2 separate regions of the Mus musculus genome follow, and region 1 is linked to region 2. Evidence: chromatin loops called from intact Hi-C (ENCODE). Cell type or tissue: heart. All regions are shown on one strand. Each heading gives the region's core, and the rest is flanking DNA. Links, peaks and the distances in the headings are about the cores only.

The links. Peaks named below come from ENCODE experiments on the same cell type or tissue, not always from the same donor. Only the 100,000 strongest peaks of a DNase experiment are listed, where the experiment ranks them.
Region 1: it touches region 2 in a loop (2.5-fold over the local background); 2 of 42 quality-filtered maps call a loop at or near these places.

Annotation. Positions count from the first base shown.
Region 1 is chr13:46,832,695-46,844,270 of GRCm38, reverse strand. Kif13a (kinesin family member 13A) reads left to right here. Exons shown (of 38, transcript NM_010617.2): 5 at 11,455-11,547. Among named protein-coding and RNA genes, the nearest start is that of Gm22960, 64 kb to the left of the region's middle. In heart, for the core only: CTCF peaks have their summits at 5,543 and 9,270 (motif pointing right); a DNase peak (open chromatin) is centred at 1,910.
Region 2 is chr13:46,964,147-46,975,722 of GRCm38, reverse strand. No RefSeq gene overlaps it. Among named protein-coding and RNA genes, the nearest start is that of Gm52038, 21 kb to the left of the region's middle. In heart, for the core only: a CTCF peak has its summit at 6,888; a DNase peak (open chromatin) is centred at 5,002.

The sequences.
Region 1 (11,576 bases), core at 1,620-9,619, 130 kb after region 2:
TGACAGTTATTAGCCATTCCGGAAAGCTGCAGCAGTTCTTCATGTCGTCAGCAGGAACACTGATGTTGGCTGCTCAGACATCATTAGGGTCAGCCTGTGTTGTACACAGTGCCTGCTGTTTTGAAAGCCGCTAACCAAAGAAACACAGCATAAGCCCCTTCCAGGTCTGATTTCGTTTTCCTTTACGGCGTTTTATCAATTGTCTCACACGTGTGACCATTCTAGAGAATCTGCTTCATCAAGATCCTGAGCGTCCTAAGTCCTTAAGATCAACAATTCTTCTTATTAAAGAATTTTTTATTAAAAATAAAGAGGAGGAGAGGGGGAGAGGGGAGAAAGGGGACACACACACACACACACACACACACACATCAGAGAACAGCTTGCTGGAGTCAGATCTCTCCTTCCGTTAAGTGGGACTCAGGTTGTCTGGCTTTGGCAGCAAGCCCCTTTATCTGCTGAGCCATCTCAATGACCCAGAAACTCATTTGTTTAATTAAAGTATATAATCACAAAGACATCCATTTGATATAAACCAACTTGGAACCCAGTACGACTGACTCTTTATAGATCATACCTCAACTGGTAGAAGATTTGGGGATCAGGCTTATATCAATAAAGGTTATTGATATCTGTGAATCTCAAGAGCTGGACACGAGTGAGCAGTTCAGTTCAGGAGAATTCAATTGGTAAAGATGCCCAAAATATGAATGAGCAAGTTATGAACTTTAAAGTAGACATATATGTTTATTTACATTTATAGCATATATTTATTATATAATGTGTCTTTTTCTCTACCCTACCCCCAGGCCCCTTTTCAATTTGGGGACAGGGTCTCGTATATCCCAGGCTGACTTCCGACTTGCTGTGTTTGAAGCTGAGGGTGACTTTAAACTTCTAACCACCTTGCTTCCACCTCCCAAGTGCTGGGTTCTAGTCGTACACCACCATGACAGGGTTCATCTGCACTGGAGCTGGGACCCAGGGTGCTGTGTGCACAGACACGCACAGCCCTGCCTCCAGATATCCTTTTAAATCCTTCCTCACCCCAACTTTTTCATGTTTCCTTTTTCTGACCCAGAAACAGTTTGACATAGCTGTGTTCAGAGGGGCAGATAACTGTCACCACAGTATAAAATACAGTCCACATACCACATTCCTTCCCGGCATGGTGTTGAGCCTTTTGCATGTGTGTATGTGGGGGCAGATAGAATGACCAGAAGGTAGAGTCAGATAGGAAATACTGTTGTCCACATTTCACAGAGAAGAAAAATAGAGGTTTGGGAAGGTCCTGCTACCTTTTATAGGTAAAAGCAATGACCAATGTGAATGGAAACAAAAACAGGGATACATTCTATGGATGACGTAAAAACAGGGATACATTCTATCGATGACATAAAAACAGGGATACATTCTGTCGATGACGTAAAAACAGGGATACATTCTATCGATGACATAAAAACAGGGATACATTCTATCGATGACATAAAAACAGGGATACATTCTATCGATGACGTATGGATTCGACTCCTGTCCTGGACATGTCTCGTCTCCCTGAGCCCTAGAGTGGTTCTGTTAAGAAGCCGTGGTGTGGGACTGAGCTGGGAGTGTTAGTACCTGAATCTTCTCTCCAGACAGATGCTGTCCAAACTCCTGAGCCCAGGTGCTCGGCTGAGCACTATTTACACATTTCCCCAAGACCACCACAGCCAGGAGCTCTCGAAGGGACAGAAGCTTGAGCCGGCTACCTTACTGGAGAGAATCATTGTCAAATGCTGTCAGAGCTGAGGGACGCTTCTTTGTCAGCAGCCATTCGTGTGGAGACAGGCTCCCCAGTCGATCTTGCTTTCTTTGCTCCTTGGCTCTCTTCCCTGTGAGTCAGCCACTTCATCTAGAAATAACAACAACAGAAACGGCCAGCTCATGCCAGCCCTAGCAGTGTCCCTGGGTTGGAAATGTTGTCTGGGTAAGACACTCCCTACCATGGTACAAGTAACACTTCCCTGAACGGCCATTCTGATAGCACTTGGATGCCACAGTGGAAAGTGGCCTGAGGCTTGCTTTCACTTCGTGGCCCAGTTTCTCAAGTTCTCTTTACCAGGTCCCTTCACAGTAAACTTCTGAAGTTGATTGAAAAATTAAAATTTGCACCTCCAGGTGTAGGCTTAACGTCTTTGTTCCTTTATCTGAACTAGAGTTTGGTTTCATTCAACTTAAATATGGCCTGAAGTCTCTGGATGTGAGAAATTTTGTGAGCTGCACTCCCCACGCCAAAGGCCTTTGAGGAAGGAATTTGCTTAAACCTCATTCAAATAAGGCCTTCTTCTCCCTTTGAGGTATGCAAGCGAGACCTGTCCATTCTTGTACTATCCAGGTGCTCAGATTTGGATCTGAGCCCCTGCCAAGTTCAGAGTCATCAAAATTACTGTGGCTGTCAGCCCTGTGTAGAGGAGAAAGCACCTTCATAAAGAAGCAGGGCTAGGAGTTGCAGCTCACAAATGCACAGCCAAGCTCCTGCCAGCCCAACTCTAGAGGGAAAAGAGATGAAGAAAAGAAGGGGCTTAAGAGATCAATTTGATCTCGGGTTGGGTTTGTATTGGTTAGCTTCCGTAGCTATAGGGAACCTGAGATCAAACCTTACATAGAGAGAAAAGCTTTGGAGGCCTCAGTTCATGGCTGATTGGCCCCATTGCTTTGGTACTGAGATAAAAGACAGGGTATAATGACTGGCTGCAAGGTAGATTAAAACCTTTAACCTCAAGGTCAAGAAGTAAAGAAGGGAAAACTGGGGTTCTAAGTCTTCTTCATGCGTACCCCCAATAATCCAAGGATTTCTCTACACACTTAGGTTCTTACCATCTAAAAACTCCACTATTTCCCACTAGTACTACCCTGGACAGCAATCTTTAACTTGTGGGACTTTGGAGACATTAAAGACCTAAGCTATAACATCGTTCCAATCTTAGATCCTATACTCTCCCACGTAGAAGTATATTCTGTTCGTGGAAGTCTATACTGTGCCGCACCCTGCTGAAGAGTTCTATCCACTCTGCTGTGTCCATGGTGGTGCTTTTTTTAAATGTGGATTATAAACAACTTGGACCATACCCTCTTTCTTCATTATCCTACTTCCTAGGCCCCGGTCCATCCTGTCTGTTCCGTAGGTAGATGTTGGACACAGGACTTAGTTGTCTTTTCCCTTGTTCCAAGTTGACTCCTTTTAGTGCATTGCTGTCAAGACCCTGAATTGTAAAGACCTAGCATGGTGGCTGGGAGGCCGTTACTGCTGTTCCCAAGGGGTCAGGTGACGCCCACGTAGGGAGACCTGGCGGTGTTGGTTTTTCAAAGATCCGTATCATCCGTGACTCAGTGTTGGGTGACTCAGCTTGCAGAGGTCCCACACAGGAGCTCCTGTTACTGCTCTGACGTCGTGTTGCATGTCTCACTGGGCATGCCCGGGTTTTATAACTTGTCTACATGGTCATCAGAGATGCGATTATAAACCCTGAAGGAAAAGGGCGTCTTGGCCATGCTTATTAACAGTGAGGTCAGATGCGGCATGCCCTGTGGGTTCACTGCAGCGGGTGTGTGAAGCTCAGGGCGGTCTCCAAAGATGCCTCCCTGACACGGGTTCTGCCAGGAAGCCACGGGCCTCTTGGGTTGGGCAGTCTTGTAGCTTTGCTCTGTCTGTCTGGGTTGAGAACAAATACCCATAGATCCTCCTGTTTCCCACAGGACTTCTGAACCTCCCTGTAGGCCTTTGCCTAGACAAACAGCACTCCATTCTGCTTGCGTGTAAACTGTAAACTGTAATTGGGAAGCATTCAGGGTGGGAATATTGCATCTTTTATGAGATCTGCCCAGGCAGTGTTTGAATTCCCTAGTTCCCACCATGCAGCATAAACAGCTGCCTTTTGTGTGTGTGTGTGTGTGTGTGTGTGTGTGTGTGTGTGTGTGTGTGTGTGTGTGAGCCAGGGTTCAGAAGCAGCGGCTAAGTCATTCTTTCCTAGGCTGAGAAAGGTTTTTTTAAAAATACGGACATGAACACGACAGAAGGTTTTTTTTAATGAAAAACCCTCGCAGCTGGGAATGGAACTCAGTGGTTGAACACTTACCTAGCATGTAGGACCCTACGTTTAGCCCCCAGTACTACAGAGGGGGAAAGAAAGACCTTCATTCATCTGGGTCAACCATGGGTCTTTGTGTGGGTCTTTGGGATGTCCAGTGTTCTAAGACAGAGCAAAGAAGCGAAGCCATCCCTGCGCTGCCTGCAGAGACTGTTGTTGATGAGGGCAGAGTCTGCTCCACGGATACATGGTACACTGTGAAGATTTGGTTAACCGTTGGGATCTTGACTACGTTCACAGCTATTCTTCCTGTAATAGTGATTCCCTGATGGTGACTGAACAAAAGAATTGGTTGAGCATAACTGCAGCCCAGGGCTCATGCATTCACACAGCGTCAGGGTGGGGAAATAATGAGAAGTCCATAGAATTGGTCCCATTGGCTTTTTTACTGCTGCTGTTCATTATAGCGTGTTCTTTCCCACTGCAACGTTCTATCCTAATGTTGCAAACGATTGGGGACTAGTTTGCCTATCCTGGATCCTAGCATGCTCCCTCTCTCTCTCTAATGTGAGAAACACTCCCTCCTTACATTTATCAGTGAGACCACAAAGAAAGCTATGAAAAAAAAAAAAAACAGGCAACAATGATTCCTTTCTGAGGACTGCTGTCCACTGTCTCATCCTTTTTACTGTCATCTTTAAAACTAGGAAGCTGTACAGAGCTCTGGCAAGACAGAAGGAACGGTGACTAGCTGGTGACTTCCTTTTTTGCACCAAACTAATGACAAGATGATACTCATTGTAGATAATGACTAAAAACCATCTCAGGCTCTTCGCTAGCTAGGCACAGTGGCTGGTGCCTCTGTGACCAGCCTGATATCCTGGTCATCAGTCAAGTGAAAGAGCGCTCAGCATTTGCCACTTTAAGACATGAGGCCTTCCCAGAGCCCCTCCACCAGGGAGAGGCAGGACTCACAACTAAACGAAAATGTGAGCAAACTCCCGTGTGAAAACTGTGTGTGAAAACTGTGAGCAAAAACTGTAAAGGAAAGAGAAAGGATTTGAGTATTACAAGTTTTGCTTTTAGGGCTGGGCAGTGGTGGCACACGCCTTTAACCCCAGCACTCAGGAGGCAGAGGCAGGCAGGTGGATCTATGAGTTCGAGGCCAGCTTGCCACAACAGCCAGGGTTACCTGGCTTTAAAAAAAATATATATATATATATATATTTATGTTGTATATATATGTGAATTGGTTCTTTCTTCCCACCATGCCAGGGTTACCTGGCTAAAAAAAAAATATATATATATATATATATATATATATAATTACGTTGCATATATATGTGAATCGGTTCTTTCTTCCCACCATGTAGGTCACAGGGGACAAAGTGGGGTCATCAGATGGGAAGTGCTGTTACCTGCTGGGCTATTGCTGAACTTGCTCACTGCTGCCATCTAGCTATGCTCTTTAATATCTGAATATGAAATAACAAAACTGTTGCATGACAGAGTTGGGAAAAATACTTGGAACATGTGTGATAGGCCAACAGTTAATGTCTTTAGCATATATGATAACATGTATGATGGACCAACAGTTGATGTTTTTAGCATGCATTCAGGAAAGAAGCAAGGGAGGGGGGTGTACCAGCCAGCTTATAAAGTGACTCAGAACTCAGACAGCCTATTTACTTAACGTTAAGAGTAAGTGAGCTGGGGCTGGAGAGATGGCTCAGGAGTTAAGAGCACTGGCTGCTCTTCCAGAGGTCCTGAGTTCAAATCCCAACAAGCACATGGTGGCTCACAACCATCTGTAGTGGGATCCGATGCCCTCTTCTGGTGTGTCTGAAGACAGCTACATTGTACTCATATAAATAAATAAGTCTTTTAAAAATGGGGTCTTCTTCCTTCTTGACCTGGCCTAGTCAGGATAATGAGCAGCAGTGACGGGTGTCAGAGAGAAGGCCTCGTGTTTAATTTGGGGAATCCCTGCAATGGCGGTCAGCAGGAAAGTGTAGGAAACTGTAAATCCTGGGAAATGAAAGCGAACGGAGATGTCTGCAGGGTGGGGCTGGGATGCCTATATCAGAATCCTAAGATGGCCAGCTTGGTGTTCACATAGGGGCCGCTGAGATGGCTCAGTGAGTAAAGGTGCTTGCTGCCAAGTCTGGGAAACTGAGTCTGATCTCCTGCCCCACGGGGTAGAGGACGAGGGCTGACTCCTGAAAGTTTACCTACCTGCATGCATGCACATGCATACACATACATACTCACACACTCATATGTACACACACACACACACGATAGTTGAAAATATATATTAAATAAGAGGTTTTTAAAAAAAATGTTCACATAGATGAAGGAAATACTCATTATTTTTGTCTTAAAAAGAATAAGTTCTCTCTGGGATGTGAAGTTATAATAAAATGTATTCCGGTCTCTCAAGGAACCTAGCTGTAGATTTCTGAAAACACATAAGCTTCACAGTAATTCTTTCTATTTTACTGTTTTCCTAGTTGCATCTTAGTATCGTTACTTGCAGATGGAAGGGAGAAAAAAATTTTCTTTCCAGAAATACACGAAAACATTCGCTTTATGCATTTATGTGTATAAACACTTATAAACACACGCGCACACATTTGTTTGCTTTCCAAATTTCTCTCATATCCCACTTATGAATGAAACTTTATTAAATATGAAAAGCCACGGGGCTGATGGCATGGCTCAGCAGGTAAAGGTGATTGCTGCCAAGTCTGATGACCTGAGTTCAAGTCCCAAACCTCACAGAATGAAAAGGTGCGAGAATTGTCTCCTCCTCTGACTTCCACACATGCATCCACACATCCACACATCCACACATGCATCCACACATCCACACATGCATCCACACATCCACACATGCATCCACACAGCCACACATCCACACATGCATCCACACATGCATCCACACATCCACACATGCATCCACACATCCACACATGCACCCACACATCCACACATGCATCCACACAGCCACACATCCACACATGCATCCACACATCCACACATGCATCCACACAGCCACACATCCACACAATAGGTAAGTGTAAATGTGACAAGCTCGGGTTATATTCTGTCATCAAACACGAATGTGTGACGCATGCCTTATGCTCTGTAGAGCTGCAATGGGCCTTGACATCATAGTCTAATAGTTGAAGCCAGAATGAGAGATAAACAAGGAAACACACAAACGAAGCTCCAGATAGGCTCTGAGAGTTTAAGCTCACCATGGAGACCAAGAGCAAGAGCGGCTGATTGATCACCAGTGTCCGAGGCCTGAGCTCCTGACTGGCTATATTCACCAGCGACGAGGTCTTGGCAGATGACAGTCTTTCTGACCCCAGTCACCTGTCATCATATTTATAGGTCACCTGCCATACCTGTGTATCTAAAGTTAGAATAGAAATCTATAAAGTGTGACTACAGATAAAGACACCAACTGGATAGGGAAGCCATCTCTTCCTTCTTGGCATAAATACAGGCAGACTAGTTCCTGGCTTGAGAGCGGGACAAGGGCCATCCTGGGCCTCAGCACAAGCTCACTCCTGTGATACAAACTCACCCCTGTGATCACCACATTTCCCCATTCATGAAGATAGAACCCTTGTGACCTACCTAGTGTTTTCTTAAAGGGCCCTACCACCTCTTGATACTCCTGCTCCGGGGGTCCAGTTTCCAGCCAGTGAACGCTGGGGGACAAGTCCAAGCCCTCACACTTACATCAGCTACTTTGCTTGTTGTGTGACCAAATGCCTGACAGAAAGCCCCTAGTGGGGAAAAGCGTTTATTTGGCTTGCAGTTTAGGGGGCTACATCCATCATGGTGGGAAAGGCATGGTGACAGGACGTAGGGGGGCACTGGTCACATGATGTTAGAAGTCAGGAAGCAGAGAGAGGTGAGTGCTATGCAGAGCTTGCTTGCTTCTTTTTACTCTGCCCAGGAGATGCTGCTACCTGGTACACTCGAGGTGAGTCCTTCCCTCCTCAGTTACATTTTTCTGGAAATACCCTCACAGGCACACCCTGAGGTGGGTTTCCATGGTGAGTCTAAAGCCAATCAAGTTGATGAATGCAAACCAACCCAGTATTCTTGGTTTTGTTCCCCAAGTCTGCAGAATTGAAGTTGTGGATTATGGTCCAGTAGCTAGAAGTCCTGTCCCACCTGTCCCTGCTCCTTCCTAGGGAGTGTTTGACCAGTGTGGAAGAGCAAACGGGATTGCTATGGTCATCTGCTTGGGCTGATACAGCGTTAGAGTGGGCTTGAGTCTGGACCACGGGCAGTTCTACCAAGCCTGAGCACAGCTGAGCTTACTCTGCATCCTGCCTAGGCCAAGGCTTGACTCAAGACTAAGGCCTGGCCTGTCTTTTGAATCGGAGCCCAGAGTGCTTAGAGAGTAAGGAAGGCCCCTTCAAAACAGGAGAAAATACTGATATTCTTATGGGGGGAGATCAAGAGCCTTGTAGCAGACTGCGACTTAAGAGCGGTATTTCAAGTATGTGTGTCAGAGACAGTGACGCGGACAAGCCATGCTGTTGGTGGCTGTGTGCACACACACCTCACAACGCACTGTGTGTTTAGACAAGGCTGTTAAAATTCTGTTTGCTTTTAAAATCTGTGGGTGCTACCAACGTGTCAGGAGGAAGCGCTGTACTGGATGGTAGGTGTTAGAAAGGGAGAGGAAAGGCGATGTAAATTTGGATTTTTTTTTTTTTCGATTCATTTTGCAAACTTTAACCCGCCCCCTTCTCTCTGTGTGGGTGACTCGTGCATTATAATGTCTAAGTCTTTACATAGTTACTGTGGCATGGCTTTCCCCTCTTCAATAATGTTTCTTGTTACAATTGTTGACACGTGTAAGTACTTTATTTTTTATTTTTAAAGTATATGCTTTTTCATTCTGGAACGCTTACATTTAAGGCATACAATCTCATGCTATTGCTGGGTACTTAACTTGGCTGCAGGTTCTAGCATGTTAAACAGTGCTGCCAAAACATCTTTGACGAGGTCATGTGAGGAGAGCAGCTCAGATATGCGCGCACAGTGGCTCAGAATGGAGTCTTACCCCCTTCCCGTCCGGCTTCCTTTCATTTTGTTTTATCTGTATGAGTGTTTTGCCAGCATGTGTGTCTGTGCAGCGCTTGCATTCAGTACCCAAGGAGGCCAGAAGAGGGCAGTGAATCCCCTGGGACTGGAGTTCCAGTTGTGATCTGCTCTGGGGTTGCTGGGAATCAAACCAGGGTCCTCTAGAAGAGCAGTCAGCGCTCTTAACCTCTGAGCTCACTCCAGTCTCGGGTTTCCTTTCAAATGGCCTCTTGTGATGATTCTCTCAGCAGAGGTTTATAAGCGACGCCTACTTCTACAGCTCAACAATATTTGACGTTGCCAGAATCTCACTTTTTGGCAGCCCCGTGATTGAAGTGTCAGTTCTAGTCTCTTGTGACAGGTTTTGAAGCGTCTTACTCTGAAGTTTGGACGCACTGCAAGGCAATGCTGAAACCCCATCCAGCCTCCCGTCAGAGAGAAACACGCCACCAATAGCTCGCAGTTGGTTATGTTTGAATGTGCAAATATATGGAGGATGAAGCAATTAAACTGACTCCCATCTTTCAACAGATATTTATTAAGCACTTTATACTAGGCACTGGGATTACAAAGATAATGAGATTGCCATCTCTGACATCCGGGTGCACTCATTCCAGAGCTGGAAATAGTATATAAGCCAGTAGTGCCTGCAGATGCTGTGGGAGCGAATGTTCTAGTAACCAGGGGGAAGGAAGTATAATGTAATTCTCTTCATTGTCTGATAATCAATGTGAAGAAAGCGCATGCCACCTTGAATGTTTATTAAACATGTCATAATTATTCTGTCCCACTCCATGATAGTGTAGGTCATGGTAGAAGCCGCAGGAGCTGAGATTGGCTAGGGTTAGTGAAAGAGAAGTTGCCTTTGTCCTCCTGCAGGAGCACAGATGAGGTGGATCTGTGAACTGGTGAATGGCAACATCTTGGTTACTTTTTCTATTGTCCTGATCAAGTACCCTGGCCAAAGCAGGTCGAGGAAGGAAGGGGTCCTTTTGGCTCACAATTCCGGAGGACAGGGCAAGCATAGCAGGGAGCAAGAGGCCCCTGACCATACTGTGTGGGCAGTCAGGAAGGAGAGAGCGATGAGCGGTTCTGCTTAGCTCATTTTCTCTTTTTGATTCAGTCCAGGACGGATGCCAGCCCATGGAGTGTCCCTGCCCACATGCAGAGTCTTCCCTATAGATAACTTAATCCAGATCATCCCTCAAAGGCATGCCCAGATGTTTGCTGCCTAGGAGATTCTAGAGCCTGTCACACTGACTGACAGTCAGCATTAGCCATTGTCACCTCCTCCACCACCACCAATGAGCAGTTTCCCAGCAGTCGACAGTGCGGGGAGGAAGCGGGCCTAAGAAAATGTACTCAGGGTTCTCTCTACTTGGAAACTAAACCCAGATGGGAGACAAGACAATTCGTATTAAATAACATTTGGATACAATTTCTAAAGAAGAAAAGGAAACCAACTTTGACATTGCTTTTGTACAGCCTGCTAACAATGGAGAAGGAACTTTAATCCCCCGAGAAATGTCAAAGCAGCAGCAGTATGGAATCGTGAACTTATCCAAATATTCGGCAGTAGTTTAGGAACAAAACTGAAAGTGCAAACCAGTTGTGTGTGGTTATCCCTGCCTAGAGTTTCAGCTGCTGAGCAGGCTAGGTTAGGAGGCTCACTGGGAGTTGTACAGTTGAGAGCAACAGGGGCAGCAAAGCAAGCCCCATCTACACAAACTGCATTTGCTGCACTCTCATTTATAGCTGTACTGTAAATTTTGAGGGGGGGAGGACTAAGAGGTTATTACTAATACACCAGTAGAGGGCTTCCCATATCTCAACTCTTAAGACCACTTGCTGCTCTTGCAGAGGACCCAAGTTCAGTTCCCAGAACTCACACAGTGGCTCACAACTGTCTGTGACTTAAGTTCCGGGGGAATAGAGTGCCCTCTTCTGGCGGCTGAGGGAACTGCATGTGTTGTATACATACACATATACATGCAAGCTAAACATTGATACACGTTAATATAAAACCACATCTCTCTTTTTATAAAAACATACATCTCTCAACACAAATCACCCTTTTTATTTTATTTTTAAATATCTGTTTGGGTTCAGCAGTTAAGGTACTTTCTGCTTTAAGAACTACCTGCATCAGGTGGCTCACAGCTGCATGTAACTTCAGCCCCGGGGAATCTGACACCTTCTTCTGGCTTCTGTGATTACCCACGCATGCACATGAAACCAATAAGTCTTAAATGTTTGTTTTGTTTTCTAGGTCAAGAAGTCGTTTTCAAGTGCCTCGGGGAAGGAATTCTCGAGAAAGCCTTTCAGGGATACAATGCTTGTATTTTTGCATATGGCCAGACAGGTAAGATGTTGCTTTTATTGAAGCTGATG
Region 2 (11,576 bases), core at 1,334-9,333:
TGTCTCCCTCTCCCCTCCCATTCCGTCTTCTCTTCCCCTCCCCCTCTCTCTGTCTCTGTCTTTCAAGAACTTTTAAAAAGGGAAGCCTCAAAACTATTTTATTTTCAAAACTAAGACCTTCTAGATTTGCAGGGGGAGAATTTAAACCTAGTTTAGTTTTCTCTTAGATGGCCGTAGCGCCAGACATCTCTGAAATGCCTTTCAAGTGGGACTTCTGAATGTCAAACCTAGACAATAGCTAATGCTGTAAGGACAAAGACTTCTTTCTTCTTAACTGAAGAAAGAATTCCAGGGACTGTTCACTGCTGAGGAGAGGCGAACACTGAGGCGCTCAGCTGCCCCCATACCCAGGGGCCCATGGGGGGCGGTGACTAAGTTTAAAGCCATGCAGATCTATAGATATAGTGTTGCTGTGCCTCATGTAAAGATCATGCTTATATTATTCAAATGCCGATTTCTCTGCCGGCCCCCCCCCCCCCCCCCCGTGTCTAGTTGGAAGCGGACGTGGCATTGTGGTGCGTATTGTGGAGATTCTAAGAATCTCCTGTTTCAATGTTGCGTAAACATCGCTCTTGGAGTATCTCTGATTGGTCAATAAAAGCTGATCAGCCAATGACTGGGCAGAAGAGAGAACAGGGCTGGACTTCCGATTATAGTGAGGGGGAAGGGTAGAGGAGAGGAAGAGAAGATTGGCCTTGGGTTGAGGGGTGGGCAGACACCATGAGAAAACTGCTGGAGCTGACAGCCAAATCAATACTAAAATGGAAATATATTGGGGATTTTGGTTGGGAGGTAGATTCTCATAGAATTATTAGAATAGATTAATAACTGCCCAGTTATTATGCTATAAGCTTATCAAATAAGTCTAATAGTTTCTGCCTATTTATTTGGGAGCTAGCTAGGATAAAAAAAAAACTAATAGCAATAAATTTCCTATAACACAGATCTTTTCTATGGAAGGGTAATTCACAGAGGATTGAGTTCAGAGACAGGTGTAAACAAAAACATTAAGAAGCATTTTGTGGCAAAAAGTAACTCTAGTTAACTAATTACAATAACAGTTCCTACCTTTGAGTGTGTGTGCATGTACACACTTGAGTATATGAGAGAGCGATATTTTGCTGAGACAGGGTGTCACACAGCACAGGATGTCCTTGAACTCACTGGACAGCTATGGCTGGTCTTGAACTCCTTTTCCTTCTGCCTCCCCCTCCCAAATACTGATATCATTTATATAATAATTTTTCATCATAGTACAGTGACTAAAGTTTCAAATGTGTATAAATTTCACGGTGCACACTATTAATGTGAAAGGGACAAAAATGGCATGATGTTAGCATTCTTCCCATGACGAGAAAACCGTGAAGGGCCAGGTCAGGGGGAGGGGACTATGAGCATGCTGGATACATCAGGTTCTCTTCTACTGCCATGAGAAAACACTGGGACCAAACTGCAACTTAAGGAAGAAGGAGTTTGGTTTGGTTTATGGCTCTAGAGCAGTGGTCCTCAACCTTCCTAACACTGTGACTTTTTAATACTAGTTCCTCACATTGTGATGACCCCCAACTATAAAATTATTTCTGTTGCTACTTCATAACTGTAACTTTGATACTGCTATGAATCATAAAGTAACTGATATGTAGGATATCTGATAGGCGACTCCTGTGAAAAGGCTGTTTGACCCCCAGAGGGGTCACCACCCCGAGGTTGAGACCTGCTGTTCTAGAGGGGAAGACCTGCTGTTCACTGTGGTGAGCAGAAGCATTGTGCTAACAGAAGCAGGGGACCCCAAGACCCTACCCAGTGAGCTACTTCAGCAAGGCTGTACCTCCTAAAGGTTCCAAACTGCCTCCAAACCACACCACCAACCAGATGTTCAAATACATGAGCCTTTGGGAGACACTTCTCCTTTGAACCCATCACATTGGCCCCTGACCCTCAAAGCCTCATGGCCATGTCATAACATAAAATACATCTAGTCCAATACATAATAGTTTCAACAACCCAGAGTCTCTTCTGAAACTTGAGGCGATCTCTTCTTTGTAACCCATCTATTTAGGAAATTACAAAACAACAGCAAATTAAATTCAATGGCACAGAATATACGTTTTCATTCCCAAAGGGAGAAAAGGGGACACAGTGAGGAAAGACTGGACCAAAGCAAGACCCAAAACCCAGCAGGACAAACGTCAAATCCTGCAGTTCCATGTTCAGTGTCTGAGGTTTCATTTTCAAAGTACTTAAAGCCCTCCGGCTTTGCTGCCCTACATCCCCCTACCTCCCACCCCCTACCCCCACACTCCCCCCTGCACCACGCCCTCTGTCCAGCTTGTTCCACTCCCTGTATGCAGTTTTCGTTAGCAGACATCTATCTCATGGTTCTGACAGCTCCAGCATCTTGGGGGTTCTACTGAAACCCAGGTTTCACCATCTACTGCTTCACTCAAGGGCCCCTCAGAGATTTCTCACAGGTTATCTGGCCTCAGTGGCTCTCTGAAACTGTGGAAGAGGAATCTATTCTCCACCCCCCACTCTGTAACTGCAGGCTTTTCCACCCACATCCCATTTCCCAAATAATGACTCAGCCTATATTTTATTAGCAAATGCCTAGGCCATAAGATAGGCCTGTTGCTTGACTAGCTCATAACTCGATTATCCTATTTATACTATTCTATGTCTGCCATATGGCAAGTTAGGTCTCCTCAATGTTGTTCATCCAACTTCCTCCGAGTCCAAGCGTGGAATCTCTCCCACGCCTCGCTATTTCCCAGAGTTCCTCTCTCTCTGCAGGATATCCCACCTTCTAATCCTCGCTCATCTTATTGACCATCAGACTTTTATTGATAGGTGATGTTTCCACACAGAACACAAGAGATTATCCAGACACCCCTGGATCTTGAATCTTTTCCATCTCCAAAATCAGTATCATTTGGATGGCACTACCAAGTTTAGCTGCTGGCTTGCGATGGATCCCACCCCTTGACTTACAGTAGCAGCAGCTCTTGTGGGTTGATGTAATTGCTTTCTAGGCACTAACAACCTCTTAGGCTTTCGTGTACAAACTGGAGGCTTAGCTGGGTGAGGCCTTGCCCGGAGGGCACCTTTCTATCTTTTTTCCCCTTGCAAAGCAGGAAGCCTTTTCCCAATGGTGCTAATCTTAAAAATTACAGCATCGCTTTTACATAGGACCCAACCCAAGAAGTTTAGCGCTCTTTCCTCTCCAAACTGCACTTTCCTTTCTTTCTGTCTTGTTTGTTTCTCCTTTTCATTGTAATCCTGAACAAAGTGGTCAGCAATAGCCACTCCAGAGGCTCAACATTATGCTGTCTTGAAATTTTCCCCACCCAAGAAATGAATTTGTTCCTTTTAGATTCAGCTTCAGGTAAGTTCTCAGAACGGGGGAAGAAGGCAGAGAGTTTTTACCAAAATATCACATGAATGGCCTCTAGCCCAGTGGCTAAGGAGTCTTTTTCCCCTTCCAGTCCACATCGGCTGGACCTCCACTGCACACATTACTCTTAGCACTTAACCTTCCAGGATCCCCTAAACTCACTCTCCTGACAGCATGCCATGGCTTTTCTACCCCAACGTTTCAAAGTCTCCCACATTCCTCAAAAACACCGTTCGGTGAATTTCTTCCCAGCAACAACCTTGCCTCCGCTGACTCAAGTTCTGTATTAGCTACGTTACTACTGCAGCCAAGAACCCAACCACCCTTCTGCCTCAAACAGAGGGAGAGCCCAGACAAACCCTCCTTCCTTTCTTAAAACGTATTTGGTCACAACAAGGGGGAAAGCAAATAGTACTGGACAGAAACAATCTGAACAGACGGGGACTCCACATGGGCTGGACGTGTCTTACAGAACCTGAGCAGGGCCAAACGTTGCCTCTATCTGTAATTCAAGCTACAAAGTCAGAAGAAGAAATTATTTAGTAGCAGGAAGGTAGAAAAAGGAGCAGGAGGGAAAGGAAGAGGAGTGGGGGGAAGGGGCAAGGGAGGGGAGGGGAGGAGAGGGGGAGGTGGGGAAGCCATAGTGGAGACTGATGCCAAGGTAGATTTGTGCCCACATGGATGGGAAACCATGAATGAGAAGACGATACCCAGGAGAGAGAGAAGAGCTACGGGGAAAGACCCCAGTGTCATAGAGATCCAAAGAGCAGTCAGGTCCCTGGAGCCAGTTCCAGGCTAGCATTTAACATTATAACAACTCTTACCATTGTATGTGTGTGCATCCATGCATGCCTGTGTGCGTGCGTGCGTATGTGCATGTGTGTTTGTGTGTATGATGTGTGTTCATGTGAGTGTGATGTGTATGGTGTGTGGGCATTGGTGTGTGTGTGTTGGTTGTGTGGTGTATGTGTGTTGTGTGTGTTTTGTAGGTATATGGTATATAGGTGTATGGTGTATGGGTGTTCCAGTGTGGTGTTGTGTGTGTTGTGTGTGTGTGGTGTATGGTTTGGAGGTGTATGTGGATGTGGTAGTATGGTGTGAATGTGTGGTATGTAGTGTATTTGTGTTGTGTACATGTGGTTTGTGTGGTATATAGTGTATATGGTATGTGTGATGTGTTGTGTATGTGTGGTATATGTATATGGTATGTATAGTGTATGATATGTTGTTGTTGTTTTGCTGAGACAGAGTCTCACAAATCCTAGGATATCCTTGAACTCACTATACACCTGTGGCTGGTATCGAACTCTTTTTCCATCTGCCTCCCCCTCCCAAATGCCGAGACTGCAGGCTGGCGGCACCCATCTTGGCTGAAACCCTACCTTTCTCAAGACAACTTTACTGGGTCTTTCAGCATCCAAAGTATCCAATCATCTTTCCTCCACTCCACGACATGTTGAATTATGATTTCTTTGTTCAATCTGTATCTCTGGCCAGAAGACACTTGAGATATTAATTTATAACCAGAACAGGAAGTGTCTTGAATCCCCACCTTCTGGGAAACGACTGTGCTTATCAAGCTGGCTGGACACCTACGCTGAAAGCCTCGCCCTTGAAGTCCAGAATAGCTACACAAGGTAGATGAGGCCAAGATATGGCACAGGCATGAAGACGGCATATCCTGACCACCTCCTGCACTGCCTCGTGATGTTTCTCTTTGCCACACTTTCTCTCATTTCAAATCAAGACCTCGGGCTCCTGTGTTGTCTGTTTCAGATCCTCTCTGACAGCATCACTCTCCACTGACTGTACAAGTTACCGACAGAATCAGACACTCTTGCCAACACTTTGTTTATAGTGATGCTAGTGTGGGTTTCCTCAGCACCCGTTTGCGAATGGGAGTGGCAGGACTAAAGAGAGAAGAAAAGAAGGCACATGCTCTTTGTTATAAGGCTACAAAGACTGGCCAGCAAGATGGCTCAGTGGGTGCCATTGCCAAGCCTGACAGAGTCTGATGGCCTTGAGATCAGTCACCAGGATTCCCCTTGATGGAAGGAGACAGCAGATTCCACAAGCACACATACACAAGTAAATACATTTAATATGAGAGGGGGGGGGGATTGCCAGGCAGTCGTGGCACACACCTTTAATCCTAGCACTTGGGAGGCAGAGGCAGACAGATCTCTGTGAGTTTGAGACCAGCCAGGTCTACAGAGTAAGTTCCAGGACAGTCAAGGCTACACACAGAGAAACCCTGTCTCTAGAAACTGGGGAAGAAAAGTGTGTGTGTGTGTGTGTGTGTGTGTGTTGGGGGGGGGGAGCATTTAAAGACATGTCAAATATAAAAACCCAAATTTTATTACTATTATTGTTATTGTTACCATTATTGAGACAGAGTTTCGTGGTGTAGAGCTAAGTGGCCCGAAACTCACTATATAGACTAGGCTGGCCTCAAACCTGTAGCACTCCTTCCGCCTGTGTGTCCCTACTCTGAGTCATGGAATTACTGGCACGCATTACCATGCCTAGAACTAATCAGTATATAAAATAATGGGCTTTGGTATGACGACTTCACATGTGTGTATGATTTCACTTTCTTCACCCCTCCTTTGCTTTTCCCTCTATCTGGTTCCATGTTATAATTTGAACGTGAAATGTCTCCCATTGGTCACCTGTCTGAACAACTGGTCCGCAGTGTTTTGGAAAATTATGGGAGCCTTAGGAGGTGGGGCCTTGTTGTGAATAAAAGTAGGGAAGGGCACATGACCAGCGACCTCATATTCCTGCCACCATCCTTTCTTGACCATGAAAGATTGTTTCCCTCCCCTTCTTCTTCCTCCTCTTCCTCTCTCTTCCTCCTCCTCCTTTCCTCTTCCTTTTGGTTTTTTTGAGACAGGGTCTTAAAAATTGTAGCACTGCTGAGACAAAAGGATGGACCATCTAGAGACTGCCATATCCAGGGATCCATCCCATAATCAGCTTCCAAACGCTGACACCATTGCATATACTAGCAAGATTGTGCTGATAGGACCCTGATATAGCTGTCTCTTGTGAGACTACGCCGGGGCCTAGCAAACACATAAGTGGATGCTCACAGTCAGCTATTGGATGGATCACAGGGCCCCCAATGGAGGAGCTAGAGAAAATACCCAAGAAGCTAAAGGGATCTGCAACCCTATAGGTGGAACAACATTATGAACTAACCAGTACCCTGGAGCTCTTGACTCTAGCTGCATATGTATCAAAAGATGGCCTAGTCGGCCATCACTGGAAAGAGAGGCCCATTGGACTTGCAAACTTTATATGCCCCAGTACAGGGGAGCGCCAGGGCCAAAAAGTGGGAGTGGGGGGGTAGGGGGTGGTGGGGAGGGTATGGGGGACTTTTGGGATAGCATTGGAAATGTAAATGAGGAAAATACCTAATTAAAAAATATGTGAAAGCAAAAAAAAAAAAAATTGTAGCTCTGGCTATCCTGGAACTCACTCTGCACACCAGGGGGCCTCGAACTCACAGAGATCCACTCCTCTCTGCCTCCTGAGTGATGGATGAATCAAAGGTATGTGCTACTACCACCCAGCCATTGTATCCCTTCTTAAACTCTAAGGCAAAACAGACCACCCCCTCCTCCCCCTTGAAGCTGCTTCTTGCCAAACATTTGGAGAGTGGGTTTTAAGACAGTTGCTGCATATACCTCAGGCTGGCCCTCAGCTTACCATGTGTTAGCCTGGTCTCCAGTTCATGATCCTCTCACATCCCCTTCCACACACAGTGATTTCAGGTGTGAGCCAGCAAGCACAGCAGAATCATCTTAGTTACAGGAATCCATCCTCCTCTTCATTGCTTCGTGTTGACTGCTATTTATCCTCTGACTCTGTGGAATCTCTTATCATATCATCAGTCGGGGGTGGGAGGGATTAGCTTACATCATTCCAGGTATCATACCACACACAGGTCCCTCTTTAATCACACAGGTCCTGATCTACTTCCCATGTGAAGAATGTGATGATAGAACTTGTAATTGTGCCTGCAAAGCTGGGAATACCCGGGGAGATTAGGAGATGCCATGGCCTGGCCAAGTCTGGCCTTAGTGGTGCTGCCTAGAGCCTTGTCCTGGCTCAGCAGGGTAGAGACTTCATAGTCGGCCCCATTTGCCTTCCACATGGGCCTGATTTAGCCCAACCTTGCTTTACATGTTAGAAATTAAAGCCCCCAGAGTTTACAAGGCTCTCCAATTGCTATACCAGTTCTCACTGGCAGAGAGAGGATTGTACATTCAATGAAACATTGTGTGTGTGTGTGTGTGTGTGTGTGTGTGTAAGGTTAATTTTTGCCTCACAGTAGACAGTACAGGACAGCCTGTTTGGGGAATCAGCAGATGAGGTAACACTAAGGCCAGTGTATAAAGCATGTAGCATGGGGCTGGAGAGGTGGCTCAGCAGGAACGAGCACTTGCTGCCCTTGAAAAGTAGCAGGGTTCAATTCCCAACACCTCCATGGTGTCTCACAACCATCTGTAGCCTTCTCCCTTTGTTCCCTTACATGAATTTTCCCCCCTCAAAGTAACATCTAATAAAGAAACTATCTGCAAAGAATTGTGAATCTTAATCCCTGAATAGTGACCATCGCAGAATGGGTTACGAACTGGACATATGACCTACGTTTGGAGTCTGAGCCTGGATAAATCTTAAGAGTCTTTCCCAAAACAGCTCCTGAAGACTAGGGAGACAGCATGGGGGATGCTGTGTCTGCTGTCCCAACTAACAACTCGAGCTCAGTTCCCCAGGACTCCACAGGGTGGAAGGAGAGAATCAGCCCACAGGTTGTCCTCTGAGCACAGGCAAGCTGTGGCATGCACACACATACACACACACCCAAGTAAGTGTTATAGGGGGAAAACCCCAGCTCTTGAAGTAAGTACAGAGAGAGGGAGAGGGAGAGGGAGAGGGAGAGGGAGAGGGAGAGGGAGAGGGAGAGGGAGAGGGAGAGGGAGAGGGAGAGGGAGAGGGAGAGGGAGAGAGAGGTTAAAATTAATTTGTCACCCTACCACACCCAAAGAAATGTTACTGGGGAAAAACCCAGCTCTTGAAGTGATGAGAGAGAGACAGACAGACAGACAGACACACACACACAGAGACAGAGGAGGGGGCTAGTTAAAATTAATTTGTCACCCTGTTCTGAGCTGTTATTTTCCTATCAACCCTGTAAATCTCAGAGTTTAAGTTGCAGGAACAGACAAGGAGAGACATGCCCAAAGACAAGCACACAAAGAAAATAAAAGGCTCTATTTTATCCACGGACTTGTGCAAAGCCAATCTAAACTGTTTATCCTTACCTATCCCAAGGGCACTCTAGATAGAAAGAAATCTTGAGATTTTTTTTTTTTCCGAAGACAAACACAACATTAGGTAGGCTATCCAACAGGAGGAAGACTTCTCCCTGTCAACAAGCAAACAATCAACTTTGCACTACACAGAGAGGCCAGAAAGAGTTCGGTTAGGCCTTGCAAGCTCCCTATCAGCACGAATATCTATGCTATAAAGTAAGTTACTATAGAAACCTAGGAGAGGGGTCAGAGAGCCAAACCTGCGCAGGTCCCTAGTGTCCAGCGAGAGCAGAAAGATGTGAAAGACATGGAGTTTGGCAAGGAGGAGAGAATGAGCTGGTTTGAAGACAAAGTGGGTGCAAAAAGCGGAGCTGTAATTGTAAAGAAATTAGGGAAGGGCGAGACCACACCCACTGAGGACTCCAACTTGTGAAAGCCGATATTCATGGGAAAGGAGACAGTCTGTCTCGGAAACTCCTCCACAAGTGGTTTTCCAGGGTCAGCCACCAAGGAGCCCAGGGGCCCCTACAGATCTGGCAGAAGGGCACCATACTGCATATTGGGCTGGCCGAAGAACCTAGCGATGGCGTTCACATGGTTCTGGCTTTGCAGCTGTGCAAAGTGCAACTGGTCTAGGGTTGTAGAGCTTGCACCAAGATTCTGGAGACTCCGTGAGGCCAGGTGATACATGGTAGGTTCACATTGCCTAAGCCGCCACTGCATAGAGCTGTGAGAATCAAGTGTGGGTTGAGATGGAAAGTGAATATATTGGATTTGGCAGCCCCTCGAGACATCTACTGATGAAAACTGTAGGCATAGACTAAAGGCGGCCCGAGGGAGAGGCTGTGTGTGTCACAGGCAGCAGCGCTGGAAGGCTGGCACACAGAGGAGGCTATCACTGGCTCCGTGGGGTTACAATTTGCTATCCTAGGATTCGGTCTTGTTCCCGTACAGTCTTTCCTTGCTATCCTCCAACATATATTGAACGTTCAAAACGGAATATTTCCATCTTCCAGGGACTCGTAGTTAAGAGACCATCTGAACCTCAGAAGAGACTCTGAATTTTGGGGGCTTCTGAGCAATGTTTAGAGCCATTAGGATATGACAGGCTCTTAAAGATAAACTGGATGCGTCTCGCATTATAACGTGTCTATGAGCCTTTGACAACCAGGGGTGGAACATTATGATTTAAAAGTGATGTTCAGGCGTGTCAAGTTGGCAGTGGGGAGATTTGTGGTGATTAATCTTCATTGTCAGCGTGACTAGATTTTGAATCACTTAGGAAACACGCGGATAGACATGCCCGTGAGGAGCCTTCCTGAGCAGTTTAACGGAGGAAGGAAAACATACCTGTGGGATAGAATCCAGCCGGGATTAAAAGGGAAAGGGAAAGAAAGCAAACTCAGCCCCTAGCATCATCTCTCTGCTTCCGAATTTCCAGCACAACACGAACAGCTGCCTTATACTCCTGCCCTGACAGCTAGGGTCACCAAGCTCGCCCTGTGCTGATGAACTGTACCCCCAACCTTGGAGCTCAGATGAACCCTCCTCCTCCCTGAACTTCCTTTGTCAGGCACTTTGTCACAGAAACGAGATACGTAGCTAATTCACCATCTCTAGGCAGGGAAAATTTAGAGTTGCTTTGAGGAAGGAGTTGTAAGCCAGGAATGAATTACAACAAACTGTATTCTATATCACAATTTGTATCTTCTTATGAGCTCTTAGTCAAAACCTTCACTATATCTCATTATTGTTTCTGAGGTAATAACATGTACTCATATTATGCTTTAGTCATGCCAGAAATACAACAGTGAATAAATGATTTCATTCCAGAAGAAAATTCATCCAACCATCCATTCTTCCTTTCTTTCTTCCTTCCTTTCTTCCTTCCTTCCTTCCTTCCTTCCTTCCTTCCTTTCTTTCTTTCTTTCTTTCTTTCTTTCTTTCTTTCTTTCTTTCTTTCTTTCTTTCTTTCTTTCTTTCTTTCTTTTCAAGACAGGGTTTCTCTATATAGCTCTGGTTGTCCTGGAACTCACGTTGTAGACCAGGCTGGCCTCAAATTGAACTCAGAAATCCTCCTGCCTCTGCCTCCCGAGTGCTGGAATTTAAGGCATGCGCCACCACGCCTGGTCATTCTTTCCTTTCTTTTCTTTTTCCTTTTTCCCTGTTCTTTTTTGGTAGAGTCTCAAGTAGCCTAGGATGATCAAACACTCACTGAGGATGGCTTTGCACTCCTGAAGCTCCTGCCACTTCCTTCCATGCCCTGGATTTCAGGTGATTTCAGGTATGTGTCACCATTCCTGAGTAAATAAATTCCATTCAGAAGATAACAGAATGACTCTATAGAAAATGAGACAGGATGGGAGTTGGTTACACAACATTGCATCTCTACTTATTCCTAGGAGACTGAAATATTCCATCCTGCAATGAAGCTCCTTAAGCAGGAAGGTAGGCAACACAAAAGAGCTTCAGGAAGTCCCTGAAGCTGACCAGATTCACTAGACCCCACCCATCAGAGTAAGCAGGAAAAGTTCAGATTCCCTCTCAGAAGAGCAGAGCCAGGCTGCAAAGAAGACTCAGAGGCCAGAACAGCTGCCTGGAAGAAGCAAAAACCAGCCAAGCTGGTTTAGAACAACTGAATCACTTGAAAGGGACACCCTTCAATCTATTGACTTCCCTGAAGGCTGTGCAGTGTGCTCCAGGTTTCCAGCTTTGTGAGCTGTTACCTGTTGGATTTCAGACCTGAGACAAGCGGCTGAAGTCACATTTAACGTACCAAAGTGGAGTTAGCCTCCAGGTTCTCCCATCATCCCTCAATCCCTACCTGTAATAAGGCTTGGCTAGCACAACCCACCCTCTAT